Regions from separate parts of the Homo sapiens genome. Here region 2 is linked to region 1. Evidence: chromatin loops called from intact Hi-C (ENCODE). Cell type or tissue: heart left ventricle. All regions are shown on one strand. Links, peaks and the distances in the headings refer to the core of each region. The heading gives the core; the rest is flanking DNA.

The links. A loop is a pair of places that touch in the nucleus more often than their neighbours do. Peaks named below come from ENCODE experiments on the same cell type or tissue, not always from the same donor. Only the 100,000 strongest peaks of a DNase experiment are listed, where the experiment ranks them.
Region 2: a loop joins it to region 1, with 4 times the contacts of the local background. A loop is called at or near these places in 66 of 110 quality-filtered maps.

The regions. Positions count from the first base shown.
Region 1 is chr6:33,102,542-33,112,097 of GRCh38, reverse strand. It overlaps the pseudogene COL11A2P1. Among named protein-coding and RNA genes, the nearest start is that of HLA-DPB1, 31 kb to the right of the region's middle. In heart left ventricle, for the core only: no CTCF peak of the experiment used is centred there; no DNase peak of the experiment used is centred there; H3K27me3 peaks cover 612 bases.
Region 2 is chr6:33,229,863-33,246,485 of GRCh38, reverse strand. It overlaps LOC105375022 (a long non-coding RNA gene), which reads left to right. Exons shown (of 2, transcript NR_187834.1): 2 at 1-411. Among named protein-coding and RNA genes, the nearest start is that of HCG25, 11 kb to the left of the region's middle. In heart left ventricle, for the core only: no CTCF peak of the experiment used is centred there; no DNase peak of the experiment used is centred there; H3K27me3 peaks cover 3,221 bases.

The sequences.
Region 1 (9,556 bases), core at 887-8,886:
AAGAAATGCTATCTCAATGTGTAAAAGGTCATTCAGTGGCATGATTTAGAGAGATTAGAGTATCCATCCCAGAACTGAAAATGAGGCCTGGAGTCTGTTTTGCCTTTGTTCAAGGCCGTGCTTCAGATTAGTGCACATTCATATTTTCTTCCTCCCACATGTCTGTGAGTCCTGAGATGTGCGGGGGATACTGGCTCCTTCCATAGGACTGTCATCAGGGTCAGCAGGGCTCAGTCTAGGGGCCTTACACCTGGGAGCATGGACACACCACCTACACTACCATGGAAGTATGCAGCTTGAAGGACACTGCCTGTCTTGGACTTCAGTTCTTTGTCTTCAGTATGGGGATGATATGACCTGCCTTTACAGCAGGGCTCTTAAGGTCAAATTAGATCAACGGATCTGTAATTGCTTTGGAAAAATGAGACTAAAAATTATACAGTGAATGAGGAAGAAATGAAAAAATGTCATAAAAGACCCTACATTTTCCAAAACATCTGATTCTGTGGTGTTTATACTGAATAGTTTCATAAACTTTCAAAGAATATTACTCCTTAATTTAAAGACCTATAAATGTGATCCTGTACGACCTCCTAATCTAATAAAGAAAATGTAAAAGTGGCATCATTTGTTTATATAAATGTTAAAATGTAAATAGAAGACTAGCATGTAAAATTCAAGAGAAGAAAATAATTATGCAGTAGAAGGGGCCAGTATAGGATTGCGGGGAAAAAGCTCACGTTCCCTGCCATAGTCACCAAGACAGCATGGTACTGGTATAAAAATAGGCACATAGACAAAGGGAACAGAATAGAGAACCCAGGGATAAACCCAAATACTTACAGCCAACTGATCTTCGACAAAGCGAACAAAAACATATGGTGGGGAAAGACACCCTTTTCAACAAATGGTGCTGGGATAATTGGCTATCCACATGTAGGAGAATGAAACCGGGTCCTCATCTCTCACCTTATACAAAAATCAACTCAAGATGGATTAAGGACTTAAACCTGAGACCTGAGACTATAAAAGCTCTAGAAGATCACATTGGAAAAACCCTTCTAGACATTGGCTTAGGCAGGGATTTCATGGCCAAGAACCCAAAAGCAAATTCAATAAAAACAAAGATAAATAGTTGAGACTTAATTAAACTAAAGAGCTTTTGCACGGCAAAAGGAACCATCAGCAGAATAAACAGACAACCCACAGAGTAGTCACAATCTATACATCTGACAAAGGACTAATATCCAGAATCTACAATGAACACAGGCAAATCAGTAAGAAAAAACAAACAACCCCATCAAAAAGTGGGCTAAGGACATGCATAGACAATTCTCAAAAGAAGATATACAAATGGCCAAGAAACATAAGAAAATGCTCAACATCACTAATGATCAGGGAAATGCAAATCAAAACCACAATGTGATACCACCTTACTCCTGCAAGAATGGCCATGATAAAAAAATAAAAAAACAGTAGATATTGGTGTGGATGTGGTGATCAGGGAACTCTTCTACCCTGCTGGTGGGAATGTAAACTAGTACAGCCACTGTGGAAAACAGTGAGGAGATTCCTTAAAGAACTAAAAGTGGAACTATAATTTGATCCAACAATCCCACTACTGGGCATCTACCCAGAGGAAAATAAGTCATTATATGAAAAAGATATTTGCACATACGTGTTTATAGCAGCACAATTCACAATCACAAATCATGGAACCAACCCAAATGCCCATCAATCAACGAGTGGGTAAAGAAACTGTGATATATATATGATGGAATACTACTCAGCCGTAAAAAGGAATGAGTTAATGGCATTTGCAGCGACCTGGATGAGATTGGAGACCATTATTCTAAGTGAACTAACTCAGGAATGGAAAACTAAACATATATTCTCACTGATATGTGGGAGCTAAGCTAAGAGGATGAAAAGGCATAAGAATGATACAATGGACTTTGGGGACCTGAGAGGAAAGGTGGGAGGGGGCAAGGGATACTGCTCAGGTGATAGGTGCACCAAAATCTCACAAATCATCACTAAAGAACTTACTCATGTAACCAAATACTACCTGTACCACTATAACCTACGGGGGAAAAAAGCAACATAACCATGAACCAACTAATAAAAAACAACCTTGCCTTCAGTCTGCATCCTACCCTAGAGACACTCTCTCTGTGTCCTCACACTTGGAGCTAAGCTTCTGACTTTTGTCTCCAGTACACCCCTGAGGATCCTCTCATCACGGCCATCAGAAACCTCTGTAGAAGGTCAAATCCAGTGGGTTCTTGTCAGTGCCTCTGACTTGAGTTACTGATAATATTTGCACCATAATCCACTTCTTTCTAATGAGCTACTCTGTCCTTATTTTTCTCCTATTTACTGAATCCTCCTTATCATCCTTTGAAATCTCCTCTTAATTATTATGTTCTCTCATCATACCCTGAGATCCCTGCATTTCTGATTTTTGGCACTCTTCCTGGAAAAGCTCATCTAACCTGCACCTATGCTTGATGACTCTCAGTTCTCTGGCTTAAACTCCTCTACTGAGACCACCCATCATACAAAAATGTTTACATATTATTTTTCCTTAGATAACTTTTAGACATTCTAAGTGCAATAGCCCCACACTGAACTCAGTCTCTTCTCTCAGTCAGGCTGTCTTCTCTCATTACCCTTTTTAATGAATGGAATCAAGATGTTTGCATTGGGTTGGGGAGATGTTGGTCAAAGGATACATCCATTTCATTTCATTTAGGATACATTTCAAAAGATACATTTCATTTAGATTGGAGGAATAATTTTAAGAGTTTTATTGTATAACATGGACTATAGTTGCTAACAATGTATTGTTGAAAATTGCTAAAAGGGTGGATTTTAAGTGTTCTCACCACAAAAAATAAGTATGTGAGGTGAGCCATAAGTTCTTTAGCTTGATGTAGCCGGTCCATGATGTACATACATTTCAAAACAACATATTATACATGATAAATATAAATAATTTTTGTCAATCAAAATAATTTAGAAAAGTGACACACACTTACACACACACACACAAAAGAGATGATTGCATTGGCCAGTCTAGGAATAAGAGTTATCTGGGAGTTTTCTAAGTCGGATGCCACCGACATCACTCACCAATAATCCCTTTAATGTCAATCAAATTAAGTCCTCTTCTTCCATCATTTTACTCCTATGCCCATTTCCTCACTCTTTGTTCAGGCACTATTAGTCTTGCCTCTTGAACCAACTTCTTTCACTCATGCTGCCCACTGTTGCCGTAGTGATCTTCCTAAATTGCAAATGCGCCATCACTCTCCTGCTTAAAATCCTTCAATGATTCCTTATGACTTCCAGGACAGAGTAGCCACTCCTGAGCTTTGCATGTAACATCTGTCATGATCCAGCCCCTGCCTGTCTATTTTTCCTTTTTTCTTGCTGCTGTTCCACATCCAAAGCTGGCTCCATTCATACTGAAGCAGCTGAAGTTCTTCAGATATGTCATTGCCACACTGGGCCCACACTTTTGAACCTGCTTCCTCCTGTGTGAGAAGTGGCTTCTGCCCTGTTTTCGGACTGCCTACATTGAAGCCATCTGTTCCCCAGGAAACCTTCCCTGATGCCTTGACAGCAGCATCTTGTGCCTGCCCCATATCTGCACTTATCCATCTGGGCCTGCTGTTGTCTTGTCACTTGTGTTCTCTTCTGTGAACTGTAAACATCAGGAGGACAAGACCTATGTCTTACTTTTATTTGAATATTTAGCATCTAACAATGTTCGACATATAGTAGGCTTTTGATACTATTTTTTTACTATGACATTGTAGTATATGTTAATATCCAGTAGGACATAGGATATATTCTCTCTGTTTTCAATTTTTCATTGTTTACACACATTTATAATTCTATCTATAAGGATTTACAATTATTTACATGAAATGAATGAAATAAATAGAGAATGTTAGATATTAAGAGACAGTGTGGAAAGCCAGGCTGGGACTAGGGATGCACTTACCTTAGGTGCAAAATTTAGGAGGATACCAAAAGAACTCAGTAATAAAAGTCAATCATATTTTAATGAAATATCTTAAGAAATCTAAATTAATGGAAAATATATAATGAACAAAATGTCAAAAGAGAACTATTCAAAGAAAATGGAGAAGCAGAGAGGCAGAAGAATTAGTAGAATATACTGGCACATAAGCCAAGGAGGTAAAGATTTCCAGGAAGGAGGAAGTAGAGTGGAGTCAGAAGTTCAACAGAAGTCATTTCAGAAATCTTACCTTGGTTTTGAAATCCTTTCAGAGAGCAGTTTTACATAATGTGAGCAATTATTTCTCCTTCATCCCCATCATTCCAGAATTGAGCTTCTTCTCTGGCTTCAGAAATGTGGCCCTTCCCCTTGTCAGGATATGTTGGCGACATGATGCATGCGGATGCCCTCAAAGTCAGCTGGGGTTTGGGGGTGAAATTAATTGACTTTAGGGAACTCCTTGAATGCTAAGTTCTGTTCACCTGGAGGACCAGAGAGGGCACAGAGATGACCACCTAGCTTCTGCCTGGGACCTAAACAGGGCAGAGAAATAGGAGGATCAGGTATAAAGGGAGCAGGGAAGATGGGTCTGGGCTTACAGTACTGAACCCAGGGATGACAGTAACTGTGTGTGTCTCGAGGCAGGTGACAAAATATGTGAAAGGAAGAGGACTTAGGAGAGATCTGAATTCCAGCTGTTTTACAAGCTATATCTCAGCTTTCTTTCTCAATTCATGTGCTCTCTACCCCAAAGGCTGATGGAATTGCTGACCCTTCAAGTTCTCTTCTCATCTGCACCCCTTCCCTCCTGCTGCACACTGTTCAGCGACATCACACACTTCTCCAGCCTCCTCTCTTCCTAGTCTTACCCCTTCCCAGTTTCCATAACTGAACTGTCCTGTTGAGGAGTTCTTAGCAGCCCTCTGTGACCACAAGTGCAAGTTGCACTCCCTTCTGAGACAAAGTCCCCCATTTATTCCCTCCTGAGGGCGTGTCCCTTCCCCTGACCCTCATGGACTCTCCCAGGTGCACCCCCTGTGGATTTGCTCCTGGGCCTGAGTTTCCCCTACTTCCCTGATGGTGTCTGGAGGGCAAGGGGTATCTGTCTATCTACTGAGTGTCATAAACTGCCCAACTCAGCACACCCACCCTCTACCTCTTCCTAAGTGTAGTGACACGGTGAGGGAGGTAATGGGGTGGGGTCTGGAATCAGACACCAGGAGGAAAGGGGTGGTGGCTCTCTTTGCCTCTCACTCTGTGTGTATTTCTCTCGGGTACCAGGAGGATTTCCTAAAGATTTCTTTCTCCTGACTGTTTTCTGGACCCGTCCTGGTCTCCAAGCTCCCCTCCTGATTCTCTGCAGTGCCCAGGTGTCCAACAGTTGAGCCTGGAGCCAGGCCAACTTGTCAGCTTCCTGTATGAGGATCAGACTGGACGACTTCAACCTGCTTAGCCCGTCTTCTGAGGCCTCACCCTAGTAGTTGGCAAGTAAGTCTATTTGCTCCTCTGGTCTGCCTGGCCCACACTTTTGTGAGAAAGTGCCCTAGAACCTGTACGCTCTAAACTGTGAAACCCTGTTCCTTCTTTTGGCCACAACACACCTACGCACTGCCCAAAGTTCAGTCACTTCTAGCCCAGAGTTTGGGCTTAGAGTGCATCCTTCTCTGCAAGTTGTGTTAGCCTGTACCTTGGGCAAGTTACTTAAATTTTTTGAGCCTCAGTTTCTACATCTTAGGATGGACAGTAAATAGAATTGGCACAAACAAGTGAGAAAGTGATGGCACAGTGTTTGTTGCACTGTAAGCACTTGATAAATGGCAGCTATTGTGATTACTGCTCTCATCGTCATTGGTTTCAACTTTCATCAACAGATCTCCAACCCTGTTGACGCCCCTGCTTCAGTCAGTCACTTGAACCTCTCACTCCATGACCAGGTGGCACCTTGTGGCTATGGCCATGAAGGGCCAGTCTGTCACCCTCATTGTTGACTGCAAGATGTGAGTCACCCGGCCTCTCCCCTGAAGAACTAGTCCAGTGTTGGACACCTGTGGGGTGATAATTGTTGGTGCCTGTATCCCAGATGAAGAAAGTCTTTGAGGTTACCACAAAAATCAGAGAAAGGAGTGACTTCTGGTCCCTTATTTTGTGCCCACTCCTCTTCTGGCCCCAGTATGCAATGTTCCTATTTCCTAAGCCTTCATTTTTTTTCTTGTGAATTTTGATTTGCATTTCCTATCTTCAGGACTGCTGATCTCTGCAGAATAACTAGATGTCCACTTATGTGGCAGGACTGTCCACAGCCACTTATTCTATCCTTCAGTCTTCATCTCTCCATCTATCCATCCCTTGAACCTATCTCTCTCCTCATCCACCCCATCCATCCACTCATTCACCAGTCCACCTACGCACACATCCACCACCCACTCCCGCAACCATTTACCCACCTATGCATCACAAACTTACCCATCTACTCATGCATGAAGGCTTATATCCACTCACCTGTCCATCCTCCCCCTGCTTAATGACTCTCCCCTTCTTTACACACATCTATTCGACTATGCTTTTGTTCATCTGTCCTCTTCAACTTATCCATCCATCTATTCACTCACCCACCCACTCACACACCCCATCTACCCATGCATACAAGGATGCATGCATCTGTTCAGCCACCCATCTATCCATTATCCTTCCTGGAACTCAACCACTCTCTCCTTCAATACACTCATGCACCCATCTCCTCACCCACTCACTTCACATCCAACCGTTCACTCAACCATGTATTCAATTCCACCCATCTATCTATTCACTCATCTGATTCCATCTACTCTGTACCTCCCGCTCATCTACCCACTAAGCCTTGCATGCATAATTCCCTCTGCAGGAGTCCCATTGTACCTGTTTTGTGCCTTTCTTTTCACTCTGGGTCATGGTAGCCATATTGTTGAAGGTTCACTTCCCAGATCCTCTTTTCTTGGCTGCTTCCTGTCTGTACAGCCACTTCCTGTTTGTCCAGTTTGTTTTGTGGCCATCTTGGCCATGTTTAATTTTCCTTGGCCCTGGCATCACTCTTGCATCCAAGTGTTTGTCATTTTATTTTGTGTCCCTTAGTTGTTCTCATATCTTCCAGTATTCTCTGTCAGTTGGACTGCTTCCTGTCTACTCTGCTACATCTTCTGCCTGCCTTGCAGTTATGGCTGCCTTTTCTACCCTGCTGCTGCATCCCACACCTCCTGCTCTTGGCACCCGTGAGCTTCTGCTGCCTTTCCTTTATGCTGCTGTCTGGGTCTTTGGGGTTGATGTGGGATCTGGGAGAATTTTGAAACGGATCATTGCTGTCAGGATGAAGGTGGAGAGGGGCATTCTGAAGATCTTTGTTTTGGGGAGTTGGGGTGGTGGTGAATGTTTCACCTTCTCCCCACCCTTATCTTGGCTATGGCCTGGATTTGGGAACAGGCATCTGAATGGAGGTGTGCAAGGGAGGGAACTGGTTGGCTTGGAGTGTACATGAGGGCCAGAAGAAGGGCAAAGCATCCTGCTGGGAGAGGAACTGTGGGGTGCATTGTAGGGGGCTGCTCTGGGGCTTGGATAACTGAGCCCAAGAACTGTATGTTTTGCAAAAGGCAGTTATGAGGCCTGAGTTTGGAATATCTCTGGGAAATGCTCTCCAAATTTACTTGGAGTATGGATACTTAACCTGTGCAGGGTTTTTACATTTTTGAACTCCTTCAAATTCTAAATAAAATTTTGTGCATAAGGGCATATACCTTTTCTTTTTTGGAGAAAGACTGAAAGACTCAAAGTCCTCTTTCTGAAAGAGGCTCTTCAGGATTTGGAGAGGTTGTGTTTGCTGAGGTGGGACTGAGAACTGGGGTGCAGGGAACCCTGAGATCTCCTTGGCAGGCATGAGAGTTTTGTGAACAGAAGTATTTAGAGGAAGCCTGTGGGGCTTGTGGGTAGGGCTGGTCTGGTCTCCAGAGGACCCAAAATCGAGGTTGGAGTTGAGATGGGGGCAGGCCTGGTGTCCTGGCTGCTCATGGGCCCCACTGGGGTTACATGTGTGTCTCCCTTAGGCTGCCCATGGGCCCCGGGGGCTGAAGGGAGAGAAGAGAGAGCCTGCAGTGCTGGAACCTGTAAGTCATGCTGGTCACAGGGCTGAGGTGGTGGAAAGAGGAGAAGCAAGTGGGGTTTAGTGTGCTGGCCCTGTCACCTGTGAGTTTTAACCTTTGACTCCACAGGGTATGCTCGTGGAGGGGCCCCCTGGTTTAGAAGGCCCTGTGGTGAGTCTAGCAGTGACCTGGTGGCCATTGTTTTCTTAGAGATCCCTCCTATGTGTTCATCTGTGCCTTCCCCACATATGCTCAGGCCTCCTCCTCAGAACTCCGGAGGGTCCTTCCAATAAAAGTTTTTTAAAAAATCATTTTGAAAAATTAATTCAATAGTTTTTGGGGAGCAGGTGGTGTTTGGTTATATGGATAAGTTCTTTAGTGGTGATTTCTGAGGTTTTGGTGCACCCATCACCTGAGGAATGTACACTGTATCCAGTGTGTAGTCTTTTATCCCTTACCCAGCTCCTACTCATACCTGGAAGTCCTCAAAGTCCATTATATAATTCTTATGCCTTTGTGTCTTCATAGCTTAGCTCCCACTTATAAGTGAGAACATACAATATTTGGTTTTCCATTCTTGAGTTACTTCCCTTAAAATAATGGTTTCTAATTCCCCCTAGGTTGCTGCAAATGTTATTTCATTCTTTCTTATGGCTGAGTAGTATTCTAAGGTATATAGATCACATATATATCATATGTGATCTATATATAGATCATATATATATATATGTGATCTATATATATATATATATATATAGATCTATATATATATAGATCACATATATATATATCACATATATATATATCACATTTTCTTCATTCACCCATTAACTGATGGGCATTTGGGGTGGTTCCATATTTTTGCAATTGTGAATCATGGTGCTGTAAACATGTGTGTGCAAGTGTCTTTTTCATACAATGGCTTTTTTCCTCCAGTAGTGGGATTGCTGGATCAAATGGTAGATCTATTTCTAGTTCTTTAAGGCATCGCTGTACTGTTTTCCATAGGTTGTACTAGTTTAATTTCCCACCAGTAGCATAGAAGTGTTCTCTTTTCATCACACCTACCCCAACGTCTATTTTTTTTTTTATTTTTAAATTATGACCATTGTTACAGGAGTAAGTTGGTATCACATAGTGGTTTTGATTTGCATTTCCCTGATAATTAGTGATGTAGAGCATTTTTTCATATGTTTGTCAACCATTTGTATATTTTCTTTTGAGAATTGTCTGTTCCTCTGCTTAGCCCACTTTTTGATGGGAGTATTTGTTTATTTCTTGCTGATTTGTTTGAGTTTTTTGTAGATTCTGGATATTAGTCCTTTTTTGTATGTATAGCTTGCGAATATTTTCTCCCACTCTGTGGGCTGTTTACTCTGATGATTATTTCTTTTCCTTTGAAGAAACTTTTTAGTTTAAT
Region 2 (16,623 bases), core at 4,214-12,213, 130 kb before region 1:
AGGCAGCAGACACCAATGGTCAGTGCTTCTACTTTGGATCAAAAAGAGAGAACTCCAATAGGCTTAGGGTGGGTCAGGTGCTCACACTCATCTGAGGAAGGGGAGGGTCCCTTGAGGAATAGTACCATAGACTACCCAATGTTGGAGGATAATGGCCCCAACGCAAAAATGGGATCTTGCCACCAGACAAATGGGATATAGATGCCAGGCTGCAAAATCCAACAAATGTACACGTGCCCAAATCCCGACTCCATCACTAATAGCCATGCAATCCTCTGACTATCAATTAGATTAATTGACACTCTTTTTTCTCTCGCTACTGTGGTACATGCAGTAGTTACCTTTATTCTTCACTTTGTTTTCTCATAAGACTAACAAGCAGTTTTTTAAAATAAAGAAATAAAAGCAAAATTGCTTATTGTCTTAGTCTATTCATTGGCAAACTAGTAACATTAAATAAACTCCAGACAGAGCCACTGGAGAAGAATCAAGTACAACTTAGTAGAAATAACACCGTATGTGTGAAGGTGAGTGTGTGTGTGTGTGTGTGTGTGTGTGTGTGTGTGTGTGTGATGGAAAATACTTTGTCCTGCCCAAACTGTAAGTCATGACCATGCCCCTCTCAGCAGAAGTTTATCTTCATCTCATTTGGAAGTTTATAAGAACACAGCTTAAAAAAAACCTGTGATTTTGGAGCAAGGTCAAGCCTTTGCTATTGCTTCCACATTTTGTTTTGTTTTATTTATTTATTTACTTTTCAGTTTTTTGGAGTTTTCTTTATTTGTTTGTGTTTTTGAGACAGGGTCTCGCTCTGTTGCCCAGGCTGGAGTGCAGAGGCACCATCTCGGCTCACTGCAACCTCTGCCTCCCGGGTTCAAGCGATTCCCCTGGCTTAGCCTACTGAGTAGCTGGGATTACTGGCACGCACCACCACATCCAGCTAATTTTTGTATTTTCAGTAGACACTGAAATACATGTTTGCCATGTTGGCTGGGCTGGTCTCAAACTCCTGGCCTCATGTGATCTGCCTGCCTCGGCCTCCCAAAGTGCTGGGATTACAGGCATGAGCCACCACGCCTGCCTAGTTTTTAGTTTTTTGAGACAGAGTCTTGCTCAGTTACCCAGGCTGGAATGCAGTGGCATGATCACAGTTTACTGCAGCCTCGACCTCATGGATTTAAGCAATCCTCCCACCTCAGCCTCTGGGATAGCTGGGACTACAGTCATGTGCCACCACACCTGGCTAATTTTTGTATTTTTTGGTAAACGAGGTTTCACCATGTTGCCCAGGCTGGTCTTGAACTCCTGAGCTCAAGTGATCTCCTACCTCGGCCTCCCAAAGTGTTGGAATTACAGGCATGAGCCACTGCCCCAGCTGTTTTATTAATTTAGTTAAAAATATATGAAAAGAGGCCCTGCGCGGTGGCTCACGCCTGTAATCCCAGCACTTTGGGAGGCTGAGGTGGGCGGATCACCTGCGGTTTTGGAGTTCAAGACCAGCCTGACCAACATGGAGAAACCCCATCTCTACTAAAAATATAAAAAATCAGCTAGGCATGGTGGCACATACCTGTAATCTCAGCTACTCGAGAGGCTGAGGCAGGAGAATTGCCCTAACCCAGAGGAGGTTGTGGTGAGCCAAGATTGCGCCATTGCACTCCAGCCTGGGCAACAAGAGCGAAACTCTGTCTCAAAAAAAAAAGTATATATATATATATATATATATGAAAAGGCTGGGTGCGGTGGCTCACGCCTGTAATCCTAACACTTTGGGAGGCTGAGGCAGGTGGATCACCTGAGGTCAGGAATTTGAGACCAGCCTGGCCAACATGGCAAAACCGTGTCTCTACTAAAAATAAAAAAATTAGCCAGGCATGGTGGCAGGCGCCTGTAATCCCAACTACTTGGGAGGCTGAGGCAGGTGGATCACCTGAGGTCAGGAATTTGAGACCAGCCTGGCCAACATGGCAAAACCCTGTCCCTACTAAAAATACAAAAATTAGCCAGGCATGGTGGCAGGTGCCTGTAATCCCAACTACTTGGGAGGCTGAGGCAGGAGAATTGCTTGAACTCAGGGGGCAGAAGTTGGCAGTGAGCCAAGATCACACCATTTCACTCCAGTCTGGGCAAAAGAGCAAGATTCTGTCTCAAAAAAAAAAAAAAAAAAAAAAAAAAAAAATATATATATATATATATATATATATATATATATATATATATATATATATACATACATACACACACACATACACACATACAGGCACTAGCCAGGCGTGGTGGCTCATGCCTGTAATCCCAGCACTTTGGGAGGCCGAGGCGGGCAGATCACAAAACAGGCAGGGCATGGTGGTCCACGCCTGTAATCCTAGCACTTTGGGAGGCTGAGGTGGGCAGATCACTTGAGCACAGGAGTTCGAGACTAGCCTGAGCAACATGGCGAAACTCTGTCTCTACCAAAAATACAAAAATTAGCTGGGTGTGGTGGTGCATGCCAGTAATCCCAGCTACTCCGGAGGCTGAGAGGCAGGAGGATTGCTTGGGGAGGCAGAGGTTGCAGTGAGCCGAGATGGCACCACTAGACTCCAGCCCAGGTGACAGAGGGAGACCCTGTCTCAAAAAAAAAAAAAAAAAAGAAAGAAAAGAAGAAAAGAAAAACAAATCACCTGCCTTATGAAGAAACAGTTTGTAATAGATATAAGACACAGAATGTGCAGCCCCTGGTATGGAATAAGTCCTTAGAAAATGTTAGTTTCCTCTCTGTCCCTGTGTGACATGAAGGGAATTCCAGGGCCAGTGCCACTTCCTGGTGGTTTCCCTCACTTAAGTGCTGTGTACCCCATTGCAAAAGCATGTCTTCCAGGTTCCTGATACCACATCCCATGTCCTCTGCCTTTGGGGCTCTCATAGGATTAAGTGTCATTTTCCCTATGAACTAGAAAAGAATCTTCTGAACGTCTGCCTTGGGACTGATGATATAGCTGAGCTGAAAGGACAATTAGTTTTCCTCCCCAGACCAACCCAACCTTCAAGGCTGGGGACTCATTTGATGCTCCCATTCAAACATTTGGAGAAAATTGTCTCTGAGTACCAGGTCTTTTTAGCATATTTTCTCCAAATGTTACATCCTTAGGGGCTTTGAATAGTAGAAGAGCCTTCAACATTGGTTCAGATGGAAGCATGCAGGCATGTGGAGAGTTGCCACTCCCTGATCCCTGAAACAAGGCTTAGGATGGAAAAGAGCCTCCTGGGGAGGTTGGCTCTGAATGTAAAGCTGGGAGAGGCACCTCCTGTCAACCTAAGGGCTTGTTGGTAGGGGCAACATGTTGACCTGGCTTCCTTCCCACTCTGAGACATCACTGGCTCTCATGCAGAGCTATTTTCCTTCTTTCTTTCTTTCTTTCTTTCTTTCTTCTTTCTTTCTTTCTTTCTTTCTTTCTTTCTTTCTTTCTTTCTTTCTTTCTTTCTTTTCTTTTCTTTTCTTTCTTTCTTTTTTTTTTTGAGACGGAGTTTCACTCTTGTTGCCCAGGCTAGAGTGCAACGGCACGATCTCAGCTCACCACAACTGCCACCTCCCTGGGCCAAGCAATTCTCGTGCCTCAGCCTCCCGAGTAGCTGGGATTACAGGCATGTGCCACCATGCCCAGCTAATTTTGTATTTTTAGTAGAGATGGGGTTTCTCCTTGTTGGTCAGGCTCGTCTCAAACTCCCAACCTCAGGTGATCCACCTGCCTTGGCCTCCCAAAGTGCTGGGATTACAGGAGTAAGCTGCCGTGCCTGGCCTTTCATTCTTTTCTTTCCTTCTTTCCTTCTTTCCTTCCTTCCTTCTTTCCTTCTTTCCTTCCTTCCTTCCTCCCTCCTTCCCTCCCTCCCTCCTTTCTTCTTTCTTCTCTTTCTTTCTCCTTCCTTCCTTCTCTCTCTCTTTTCTTTTCTTTCTTCTTTCTGGGTTTCGCTCTATTGCCGAGGCTGGAGTGCAGTGAGTGGCACGATCACGGCTCACTGTAGCCTCAACTTCCTAGGCTCCAGCGATCCTCCTACCTCAGCCTCCTTAGTAGCTGGGATTGCAGGCATGAGCCACTGTGCCCAGTGTAATGCAGGGCTCTTCATCCAGGATCCCAAAGGGCAAACAAAAATAGGAGAAAATTACATTTCATTTTCACTAATCTCTAACTGAAATTTAGCATTTTCTCCAATGATAAATGTAGGCAATAAACCTACACCGGTATTTGTAGTACATGTGACTGTTGTTAATAGAATTTACACATTTGTGTCATCTTCCAGTAGTTGCAGAAATTTCAAAATGTCATGTATGCTCACGGTTACTTTGTAGTTAGTGGTAGTGGTTAGACTCACCACTAGATCTTCTTCTTACACATTTTGTTTCATTTTGACAACTGTACTTCAATATGATTGTTTTCCTTTGTAATCCCATTTATTTTACTTTATGCAGTTGAAGATTATTCTGACACTCCACAGACTTCACCAGACTTCCAAAACCTGTCCTAGACGTAAAAAGTTAAGAAACCTTAAATCTCTAATGATGCTGTCATTTCCTGTTTTGTATTATCTTACAACCAGGGTAATTAGGAATGCCTTCTTCTTCTTCTTTTTTTTTTTTTTTTTTTGAGACGGAGTCTTGCCCTGTCACCCAGGCTGGAGTGCAGTGGCACAATCTTGGCTCACTGCAACCTCTGCCTCCCGGGTTCAAGTGATTCTCCTGCCTCAGCCTCCCAAGTAGGTGGGATTGCAGGCATCCACCACCATGCCCAGCTATTTTTTTGTATATTTAGTAGAGATGGGGTTTCACCATGTTGGCCAGGCTGGTCTTGAACTCCTGACATCAGGTGATCCACCCACCTCAGCCTCCCAAAGTGCTGGGATTACAGGCATGAGCCACCGTGCCTGGCTTGCTTTCTTCTTGTTTAAACTAAAGGTCTTCTTGTAAAATTCCTGCTTATATTTTCTTCATTATTACTCAAATTCAATTATTCATTTATTTGCCAAATATTTAGAAAACACTTCTCTTGTACAAAACCATGCTGCATAAAACTGTTATTATGCGAAAAATAATCCTTACTCGCCATGCCCTCTACCCCGACCCCCCAACCCCATTTACAATCTGGTAGAGCTGGACTGTTTACCCACATAGGACACACAGGCTGCAGCTTACCATGGGCAGGGAGTGGGGATGGTTGTTCCAGGTGCAGGTAATAAGAAGGTGTATTGTCTGTGGAGAATTTAAAAATAATTCTAAAACCAACTTTTTTTTTTTTTTTTTTTTTGAGATGGAGTCTGACTCTTTGGCCCAGGCTGGAGTGCAGTGGCACCATCTTGGCTCACTGCAGCCTCTGCCTCCCGGGTTCCAGTGATTCTCCTGCCTCAGCCTCCCAGGTAGCTGGCATTACAGGCACACACCACCACGCCAGGCTAATTTTTGTGTTTTTAGTAGAGACGGGGTTTTACCACGTTGGCCAGGCTGGTCTTGAACTCCTGACCTCAGGTGATCTGCCCACCTCACCCTCCCAAAGTGCTAGGATTACAGGTGTGAGCCACTGCGCCCAGCCTGAAGCCAACTTTTTATTGATACTGCGCACCAGCAATTATAAAAAAATGTTAGTGACAAAATACCCCTTGCAGTGTAGCCTCCTCCCCCCACTCCACCCTGCTTGGTATGCCACTGCACACAGGGGAGTTTAACCATTTCCAGTTTACACACACACACACAGACACACACACACACACACACACACACACACACACAAACACACAGAGCCTTTGAGACTTCCTTTTCTCCTCAACTCCCCCAGCCCAGTTCTCATGTCACTCTACTCAGGGTAGGATCTGCAGCACTGCTGGGCCAGTATCCCCAAAGGTGAGCCCTGTAAGCTCCTTGGCCTCTGGATGGTCTCATTAATAGTCCAGGATGAGCCCTGCAATCTTGGCATCTGTAGGCAGGTCTCAGCTCTTCTTCACACCCCTGGGCTTGAACCCCTTGGCAACTGCGTTTGACAGTACATGATTCCCATTCTTCATCTCCAGATTTTCCATCCTTCAAGAAAACACTGGATTTCCTGGTCAAGCCAAGGCTTAATGAACTGGCCTGGCAGCTTCTCTGGTCCTCAAGTTTCCTTTTCTTGCCTTACTTTCTGAAGACTTCTAGTAGTTTTACTTGGAAGTGTCACTGTCTCCATTTTTATTCCTGAGTTTTCTGCAGTTCTTTTTTCTGTGGCCCCACGGACTCATCCAGAGCCTGCAGGGAGCTGACACCTCATCTGAGCTGCTAGAATTGAGGTGAGAAAGGAGGTTCCTAAGTGCAGAAATGTGTTTTCTCCTCTCCAGCCACCACTGAAGGCTTTGGATGTGATTGAGTCAGACCTCTCCTGCACAGTCTCCCTTTGGATTACCTCAAGATAAACCAATTTGTGACTTTAATTACATCCGCGAAGTCCCTTCCCAGCTGCACCTAAGCTAAAGTGTGATTGAATGAATGAAAGAGGGTGTGCTGGCGATCAGCTAGGGAAGTGATTCCAAGGGTCCCTAGACTCCACATTACCAACTGCAAAATGTGACGTTCTTACGTTCTGACAAGCGAACTCTCCTCCCAAATTCATTGCCTGAGTTGATGCAAATGAATTCAGCCACGCCTTTTGGGTTTGGCATCTGAGAAGTGTCTGTGACTTGGGAAGAGTGGTCAGAATGGCGATAATGGGAAGAGACCACATTTCAGCTGGTGGAGAGTGAAAGGACAGCCAACATCTTGCCCTTTCTGAAGCATACACACATTGGAGATTGAAAGTGTCTGTTGGCCTCACAGGCACTGAGGAAAGCCTCCCATCCCCTTAGATTTTCCTCCTTTTTCCTGAGGTCCCCTGAACCTAATAGTCTGTAACCTTATTCCATGTCTGGGTCAACAAACCACCTTCCAAGGAGGACTTGAATATAATAATCCGTTTCCTCTGCATTCCTCCAGAACACAGAGTCCACACCATCCATGAGTCTGTCAAACAAAACATTCCTCATTGGTCTCAATGTTGAGCACTGAAAGTTCTCTGAGCTCATTTAGCACCAACTCATCATCCTTAAAATCCACAGGATGGGCCGGGTGCAGTGACCCATGCCTGTGACTACAACACCTTGGGAGGCCAAGGGGCAGATCTCTTGAGCCCAGGAGTTCAAGACCAGCCTGGGAAACATGGTGAGACACCTTCTCTACAAAAAAAAATTTTTTTTTTTGAGACGGAATCTCACTCTGTCGCCCAGGCTGGAGTGCAGTGGTGCAATCTCGGCTCGCTGCAACCTCCGCCTCCAGGGTTCAAGCGACTCTCTGCCTCAGCTCCCGAGTAGCTGGGATTGCAGGCATCCACCACCATGCCCAGCTAATTTTTGTATTTTTAGTAGAGACAGGGTTTTACCACGTTGGCCAGGCTGGTCTCGAACTCCTGACCTCGTGATCTACCCGCCTCAGCCTCCCAAAGTGCTGGGATTACAGGTGTGAGCCACCATGCCCGGCCTACAAAAATTTTTTTAAAAAAATTAGCCAGGAATGGTGGTGTACACCTGTGGTCCCAGCTACTTGGGAAGCTGAGATAGGAGGATTCCTTGAGCCCAGGAGGTTGAGGCTGCACAGTGAGCTGTGATCACGCCACTGTACTCCAGCCTGAGCAATAGTGAGACCTTATCTCAGAAAACAAACAAAACAACCAAAAATATCCATAGGATGAAACATATGTTTGATTATGACAACTTGCTTATGGTACCTTCTGGATGGCCCAGCTCCCTTGCAGATCCCCAGACCAACAGCTTTTGTTGTAGTGACAGCTTCTTCTTGTAACCTCTTTTTTTTTTTTTTTGAGATGGAATTTCACTCTTGTTGCCCAGGCTGGAGTGCAATGACATGATCTCGGCTCACTGCAGCCTCTGCCTCCAGGGTTCAAGCGATTCTGCTGCCTCAGCCTCCTGAGTAGCTGGAACTACAGGTATGCACCACCATGCCCGGCTAATGTTTGTATTTTTAATAGGGACGGTGTTTTGCCATGTTGGCCAGGCTGGTCTCGAACTCCTGGCCTCAGGTGATCCACCTGCCTCAGCTTCCCAAAGTGCTTGGATTACAGGCGTGAGCCACTGCACCTGGCCTACAGCCTCTAATTTCATTTTCATCCAAAAGCTTTAATGGAAGGCCCACAGATTCCCTCTTCAAGTAACAGCAAAGCGCATCTCCTTTAAGATTTCTTTGATCATCTTCATAAAGCTTGACTTTGAAGTCTTCTGAGGATTTCTCCTGGAGGCAAACCAGATATATAGACATTTGTATTTCTGTCTTCTTCAACATGAAATTATCCTCATTCCATTTTTCTTTTATCTCCCCTGTTTTTAGGATCAGTGGGTTTGGGGGGTTTTCTTTGCAGAAATTCTGCATTCCTAGCATTGACATTTTGTACATTTGCAGGAGAGCTAGATGCCCCACCATTAGAAAAGCCACACTTGGCTGGGTATGTAGCAATGAAACCTTCAGTGGCCTTGGGAAACCACGCCTTCTTGTCCAGATCCCACTCATTGTGGGAGTCAGTTGGCTGCTGCCCTAAATAACCCGTTTGTCACTGAGATCTTCTTGTCTGTTGCAGTCCTTAGTGTCTCCATATAATTTATGCATTCACAACTGCTCATCAAGTCATCATTATCATCCACTTCATGTTTCCTACCTAGCCAGGGGCAGGGTTCAGGTAATCAAAGAGGCTGCTCTGCTGGGCCTGCAAGGCTCCACCAAGTGTGTCTGAGGTGACAGCCCAAGCACTGTTATAAATATTTGCGCACTGTTGTAAACATTTGCATTAGTCCCTTCTCGCACTGCTATAAAGAAATACCTGAAACTGGGTAACTTATAAAGAAAAGAGGTTGCCGGGCGCGGTGGCTCATGCCTGTAGTCCCAGCACTTTGGGTGGCTGAGGCAGGTGGATCACTTGAGGTCAGGAGTTTGAGACCAGCCTGGCCAATATGGTGAAACCCCGTTTCTACTAAGAATACAAAAATTAGCCGGGCATGGTGGCCAGCACCTGTAATCCCAGCTACTTGGGAGGCTGAAGCAGGAGAATCACTTGATCCGGGGAGGCAGAGGTTGCAGTGAGCCAAGATCATGCCACTGCACTCCAGCCTGGGTGACAGAGCAAGACTCCGTCTCGGAAAAAAAGAAAAGAAAAGATGTTTGCTGGGCACAGTGGCTCATGCTTGTAATCCTAGCAGCACTTTGGGAGGCTGAGGCCGGAGGGTTAATCACTTGAGCTCAAGAGTTTGAGACCAGCCTGGGCAACATGGCAAAAACCCGTCTCTATAAAAAATTCAAAACTTAGCTGGGTATGGTGGCATGTGCTTGTGGTTCTAGCTACTTGGGGAGCTGAGGTGGGAGAATTGCTTCAGACCAGAAGGTAGAGGCTACAGTGAGCTGTGATTGCGCCACTGCCTGGGCGACAGAGCAAGACCCTATCTCAAAAAAAAAAAGAGGTTTAATTGGCTCATGGTTCTGTGGGCTCTACAGGAAGCATGATGCTGGCATCTGCTTGCCTTCTGGGGAGGTCTCCAGAAACTTACAATTATGGCAGAAGGCAAAGGAGGAGCGAGCCTTCTCACATGGCAGGAGCCGAGAGAGAGGGAGGAGGTGCGGCACACTTTTAAACAACCAGAGCTTGCCAGAACTCTCTATCATGAGAACAGCACCAGGAGGATGGTGCTAAACCATTCGTGAGAATCCACTCCCATAATCCAACCACCTCTCACCAGGCTCCACCTCCAACACTGGGACTACATGAGATTTGGTGGGGACACAGATCCAAACCATATCAACATTTAACACATTGCATCTTTGAATTGTCACAGCAACCCTGTGAGGTGGGTACTAGTGTTATCCCCATTTTACAGAGAGGAAATTGATGCCCAGAGACCTTGCCAAGGTTATAGACAGGACAGTTAGTGCATGACAAAGCTGGAATTGGAATGCAGCCAGTTCTGCTTTAGAAGCCACTTTCTTGCCTGCCTTTCTTTCTTTATTTCTTTATCTTTTCTTTCTTTCTCTCTCTCTCCTTCCTTCCTTCCTTCCTTTTCTTTCTTTTCTTTTCTTTTTTTTTTTTTTTTTTGAGACAGGGTCTGGCTTTGTTGCTCAGGCTGGAGTGTGGTGGCACCATCTTGGCTCACTGCAACCTCCACCTTCTGGGCTCAAGTCATCCTCCTACCTAAGCTTCCCAAGTAGCTGGGATTACAGGTGCATACCACCACACCTGGCTAATGTTTGTATTTTTTTTAGTAGAGATGGGGTTTCACCATGTTTGCTAGGCTGGTCTTGTACTCCTGGCCTCCCAAAGTGCTGGGATTAGAGGCGTGAGCTATTGCACCCCGCCTGAAGCTACATTCTTTTTTTTTTTTTTTTTTTAATGAGACGAGTCTTGCTCTGTCCCCCAGGCTGGAGTGGTGCAGTGGCGTGATCTTGGCTCACTGGAACCTCCGCCTCCCGGGTTCAAGCAATTCTCCTGCCTCAGCCTCTCGAGTAGCTGGGATTACAGGCACCTGCCACCACTCCTGGCTGTTTTTTCCATTTTTAATAGAGACGGGGCTTCACCATATTGGCCATGCTGGTCTCAAACTCCTGACCTCAAGCGATCCGCCTGCCTTGGCCTTCCAAAGTGCTGGGATACAGGCATAAGCCATCGTGCCTGGCCAAGGCTACATTCTTAAACGCCACTTTTTACAGCTTCCAAGAAACTAACTGGGTGAAATCCAGCCTGCCTCCTGTCCTTGTTTTTATCATTTCATAGTGAAAACATAAACTCCCAAGCCCACCTACTCTATTGCACTGTGTCTCCATGACACTCTGTACCTTCTGGCTCTGACTCAGCCCTCCACTTTCCCCCTCCCTAACCTGCCTGTGCCCTCTAATAAACTGTAGCCCCCCTCATACCCTTAGCTTCTCCTTGGAGCATTCCCTCCACTTCCTGGCGTTAAGTGAAATTTAACTCTCCCTTGAGGGCACTACCTCCTTTGCAGGCTTCTGAAATGAGAGCTGTTGATTTTCTTACAGCTGAGGGTGCTCTCCTGGCTTCAGATTGCTGCCTCCGGACTACTCCTCCCCCAGCCCCCAACTCTAGTTTAAAATAACCCGCGGCCTTCCAGGCACTGCAATTAGGCTAAACTTTCCTCTTCCTTTCTCACTGCTACTGTCTGCCAGACCCCTCCACCTCACTCAGGGGAACGCTGGCCCAGCTGACCGTCTGTCTTTGCATTGAGTCCTCCCTCTGGGAGACTTCATTGTCCACCTGGAGGATCCATTCCCTACTTGACCTCTCAATAACCTGGCCACTTAATCCCCAAGAATCTTCTCCTCTCCAACTCGGCCACACATTCTCATTGTCATACCCTGGACCTTATCACCTGAAAGAGCCCCTCCTTGAGAATCAGTCAAGCAGCCTGCTCTTGGCCCCCACCTCCTAACCGTCTGTCCATCAGTCTGTCTGCCCTCCTCGCAACCAATTTTCAGTCTCCTAGGACCTTTGGATCAATGATGCCTTCCGTCTTCCAGCTTATGAGCCCCTCCCTATTCAGCTCAACTCCACAACCCTTCATTTCAACACCTCTCTGGACAATGTCGCCAACTCCCCTTCCCCTCTGTATTTTCATCCTTTGTACCCAAGTGGCAAAACCCCAACCCTGGATGAGCCCAGTGATCTGTTTTCTTCAGGATTTTACTCTGATAGCCAAGAACTGTTGGTGGTGGTGGGGGAAATCACACAATCAGGAAATGGTTCCCACTCCTCACTCATGATCATGAACTCTAAGGAGGCTCCCAGAATTGTTTAGTGGCCCAACCACATCACTCTGGTCAATGGCTACGTTAAACCTCCCTGATCCTTGAACCTCTGAGGCTCTTCTGTCTCTCACCTCATGCTCACTTGATGACCTCCCTCTTATGTCACAGAGAAAATGAAAGTCATCAGAGGTGAGCTCCCTCAACCATCTGTCACCAGATCCACACCCCTCCAAGAGGAACACAATGCATGCAGCGCATGTACCTTGATTTGATCCTGATTTGAAATATATGCATAGGCTGGATGCAGTGGCTCACGCCTGTAATTCCAGCACTTTGCTTGAGCTCAGGAGTTCAAGGCAGGTGGATTACTTAAGCTCAGGAGTTCAAGACCCACCTGGGCAACAGAGAAAAACCCTGTCTCTACAAAAAAAAAAAAATACAAAAATTAGTCAGGTGTGGTGGGTCACACCTAAATAGTAGTTCCAGCTACTTAGGAGGCTGAGGTGGGAGGATCACTTGAGCCTGGGAGGTGGAGGTTGTAGTGAGCTGTGATTGCACTGCTGCACTCTAGCCTGGGTGACAGTGAGACCCAGTCAAAAAAGAAAGAAGGAAAGGAAGGAAGGAAAGGGAGGAGAGAGAGAAAGGAAGGAAGGAAGGAAGGAAAAACAGAAGAAAGGAAGGAAAGAAATTAAAAAGAAAGATATATATATATATAAATATATATATAAAAGACATTTTGAGGCTAACTGGGGAATATTTGAGTATATTCTGCTATCAGATGAAGTGAAGAAATGATCGTTATTTTCTAATTTTGTTTTTTTTTTTGAGACTGAGTCTTGCTCTGTCACCAGGCTGGAGGTCAGTGGCGCAATCTCAGCTCACTGCAACCTGTCCCTACTGGGTTCAAGCAATTCTCCTGCCTCAGCCTCCCAAGTAGCTGGGATTATAGGTATGCACCACCACGCCCGGCTAATTTTTGTATTTTTAGTAGAGACGGGGTTTCACCATATTGGCCAGGATGGTCTCAATCTGTTGACCTTGTGATCCTCCTGCCTCAGCCTCCCAAAATGCTGGGATTACAGGTGTGAGCCACCGTGCCTGGCCATGATCATTATTTTCTTAGCTGTGATTACGTATTGTGGTTATGGAATCTCCTTATTTTTGGGAGATGCATGCTGAGGTACTTAGGTGTGAAGCACATGCTTTCCTATATTTTCATATGGTCCAAGAATGTTTTAGTAGTCACTCAACAATTTCTATGTTTAAAAAAAAAAAAAAGGGCTGGGCACAGTGGCTCATGCCCGTAATCAATCCGAGCACTTTGGGAGGCTGAGGCAGGCGGATCACCTGAGGTCGGAAGTTCAAGACCAGCCTGACCAACATGGAGAAACCCCATCTATAGTAAAAATACAAAATTAGCTTGGCGTGGTGGCGCATGCCTGTAATCACAGCTACTCGGGAGTCTGAGGCAGGAGAATTGCTTGAACCCAGTAGGCGGAGGTTGCGTACAGCCGAGATCGCGCCATTGCACTCCAGCTTGGGCAACAAGAGCGAAATTCCATCTCAAAACAAAAAACTAAAAACAAGCCCACAAAGACGTATATAGGCCTTGGCACTGTGGCTCATGTCTGTAATCCCAGAACTTTGGGAGGCCAAAGCAAGAGGATCACCTGAGTCCAGTTTGAGACCAGCTGGGCAACAAGGCGATACCTTGTCTCTACAAAAAATTTAAAAATTAGCCGGGCATGGTGCCATGCACCTGTGGCCCCAGTTACTTGAGAGGCTGAGGTGGGAGGATCGCTTGAGCCCAAAAGTTTGAAGCTGAGATGAGCTATGATCAGGTCACTGCACTCCACCCTGTGCGATGAAGTGAGACCCTGTCTTGGAAAAAAAAAAAAAGAACCATATATATATGTGTGTGTATATATATATGTTTGTATATATATAATATATAAATATTTGTATATATGTATAAATAACAATTGTTAAATCTAAGTAAAATGATCGACATACAAACAATATTGTATTATATTTTCAAGTTTTCTGTATGTTTGAAATTTTTCATAATAAAAAAACTGGGCAAAATTCTCTCACTTCCACTCACTGCTCGACCCTTTCAGGCTGGTGTTTATCTCTACCTTGCTGCTACTCAAATGTTTTTTTGCAATGAACTTTATGTCATTAAGTCCATTGTTTCGTTTTCTTCTTACTTGAACTGCCACTAGTAGCTGACGTTGCTGGCCAGTTCTTTCTTGAAACACTGTCGTTTTTTGGCCTCCAGGATTTGGCCTCTTCTGGCTTCCTCCCATCCCTCCATCGGCTGCTCTTCCACCCCTCAGCCGGCTCACTCCGCCTTTGACTGAAATCACCTGGTCATATTGGAGTTCATCAAGAGAGGTCGGTCCTGGACCCTCCTCTTCTTATGCTACCCTTTCCTTCTAGGGGATCACACCTGTCCTGTGGCTTCAGTTCCCATCAGCTGGTTACTCTCAAATTTATCTCTTGCCTCAAATCTCCAGATTTGACCACCTTCCTGCCTGGCATCCCTACTTGGATGTCCCAAAGGTATTACTAACTTAGCTTTTTTTTTTTTTTTTTTGGGAGACAGAGTTTCGCTCTTGTTGGCCAGGCTGGGGTGCAGTGGCAAGACCTTGGCTCACTGCAACCTCCGCCTCCTGGGTTCAAGTGATTCTCCTACCTCAGCCTCCGGAGTAGCTGGGATTACAGGCATCCGCCACGACACCCGGCAAACTTTTTGTATTTTCAGTAGAGATGGGGTTTCACCATGTTGGCCAGGCTGGTCTCAAACTCCTGACCTCAGGTGATCCACCTGCCTCAGCTTCCCAAAGTGCTGGGATTACAGGCATGAGCCACGGTGCCCAGCTTAACTTAGCATATTTGAAACAGAAGTCATGATCTTCCCACAGAAGCAGTATCATCCTCAGATCTGAACCACAGGGGCCCTGCCCTGGCCCACATACTTTAGGGGGATTCACCTATCACAAACAACTTATCACACACATTTATTACATGACACCTGGGCACCTCTGTCACTGATCTGCTGTCAGTGCTGGAACAGCACAACCTGAAATCTTACACATCTGCTCTTGTAATCAACGCCGTTCAAGCCCTGGGGAATGGTGACTTCTGTAATCTCTTGCCCTGTATCCTGGAAACAAAAGATGACTATAGCCAATTCTGTGAAAATCTGAGGTTGTGCCTCTGCCTGGATTCTGAAGCATGTACTGCTTTGGAGTGTAGGGAGGATTTAAGCAGTGGAAACATGTAAGTGAAATCACTTTAACCAGCTTGTTAAATATTACCTCTCAAATAGCATGACAAAGTATCATTTCCCAATAGTGTTGAGTGTGGTTTTTCTTGTTTCTCTTTGTTTTAGAGGTATGGATGTATGTTGTGCTGCATTTACAACAGTTGCAAAGGATAGCTGAGGAACATGTTGCTGTATTAAACAATCCTTATTACTGTTAAATTTATATGCATGTGGTGGGAGGGGTGGTGAGGGATAAAAAACTACACATTTACAGTGTACACTCCTCCTGTGATGGGGGCACCAAAATCTCAGAAATCACCACTAAATAACTTATTCATGTAACTGAACACCACCTGTTCCCCAAAAGCCTATTGAAAAAAAAATTGAATACATGTAGGTCTAGATATAACTCTTGTGAAGTATGATATTGATTCTTTATGTTGTAATAGATGGACATTGAATACGAGATTATGAATACAATCATCCTCAGTATTCACCAGGGATTGATTCCAAAACCCCCACTGATGTTCAAACCCCTTGTATAACATGGCATAGTATTTGCATATAACCTATGCACATTCTTCCACATACTTTAAATCATCCCTAGGTTATCTATGGTGCCTATCGCAATGTAAATGCTGTATAAATATATGTTATACTGTATTTTTTATTTGTATTATTTTTTCTTTCTTTCCTTCCTTCCTTCCCTTCCCTTCCTTCCTTCCTTCCTTCCTTCCTTCCTTCCTTTCTTTCTTTCTGACAGTCTTGCTGTGTCACCCAGGCTGGAGTGCTATGGCAGGATATCAGCTCACTGCAAACTCTGCCTCCCAGGTTCACGCCATTCTCCTACCTCAGCCTTCCAAGTAGCTGGGATTACAGGTGCCCGCCACCATGCCCGGCTAATTTTTTTGCATTTTTAGTAGAGATGGGGTTTCACCGCGTTAGCCAGGATGGTCTTGATCTCCTGACTTTGTGATCCACCCGCCTTGACCTCCCAAAGTGCTGGGATTACAGGCGTGAGCCACCGCGCCCGGACTGGCCATATATATTTTAAAAATATTTTTATTCTTCAGTTGGTTGAATCCATAGGTGTGGACCTACAGATACAAAATGCCAACTGTAGTTTAATTTTTATAAAACTATCTGTCTTAGTCCATTCAGACTGCTATAACAAAATACCTTACACTGAGCAATTTATAAATAATAAACACTGCTTACAGTTCTGGAGGCTAGAATGTCCAAGCAGGTGGTGCCAGCAGATTTGGTAGCCAGTGAGGGCACACTTTGCTTCATAGATGGCGCCTTCTTGCTGCATCTTCACGGGTGGAAGGGGCAAACAAGCTCCTTTGGGCCTCTTTTTTTTAAGACAGGGTCTCGCTGTGTCACCTAGGCTAGAGTGCAGTGGCGTGATCTCGGTTTACTGCAAGCTCTGCCTCCAGGGTTCAAGTGATTCTCTTGCCTCAGCCTCCTGAATAGCTGGGATTACAAATGCCTGCCACCATGACTGGCTAATTTTTGTGTTTTTAGTAGAGATGGGGTTTCTCCATGTTGACCAGGCTTGTCTTGA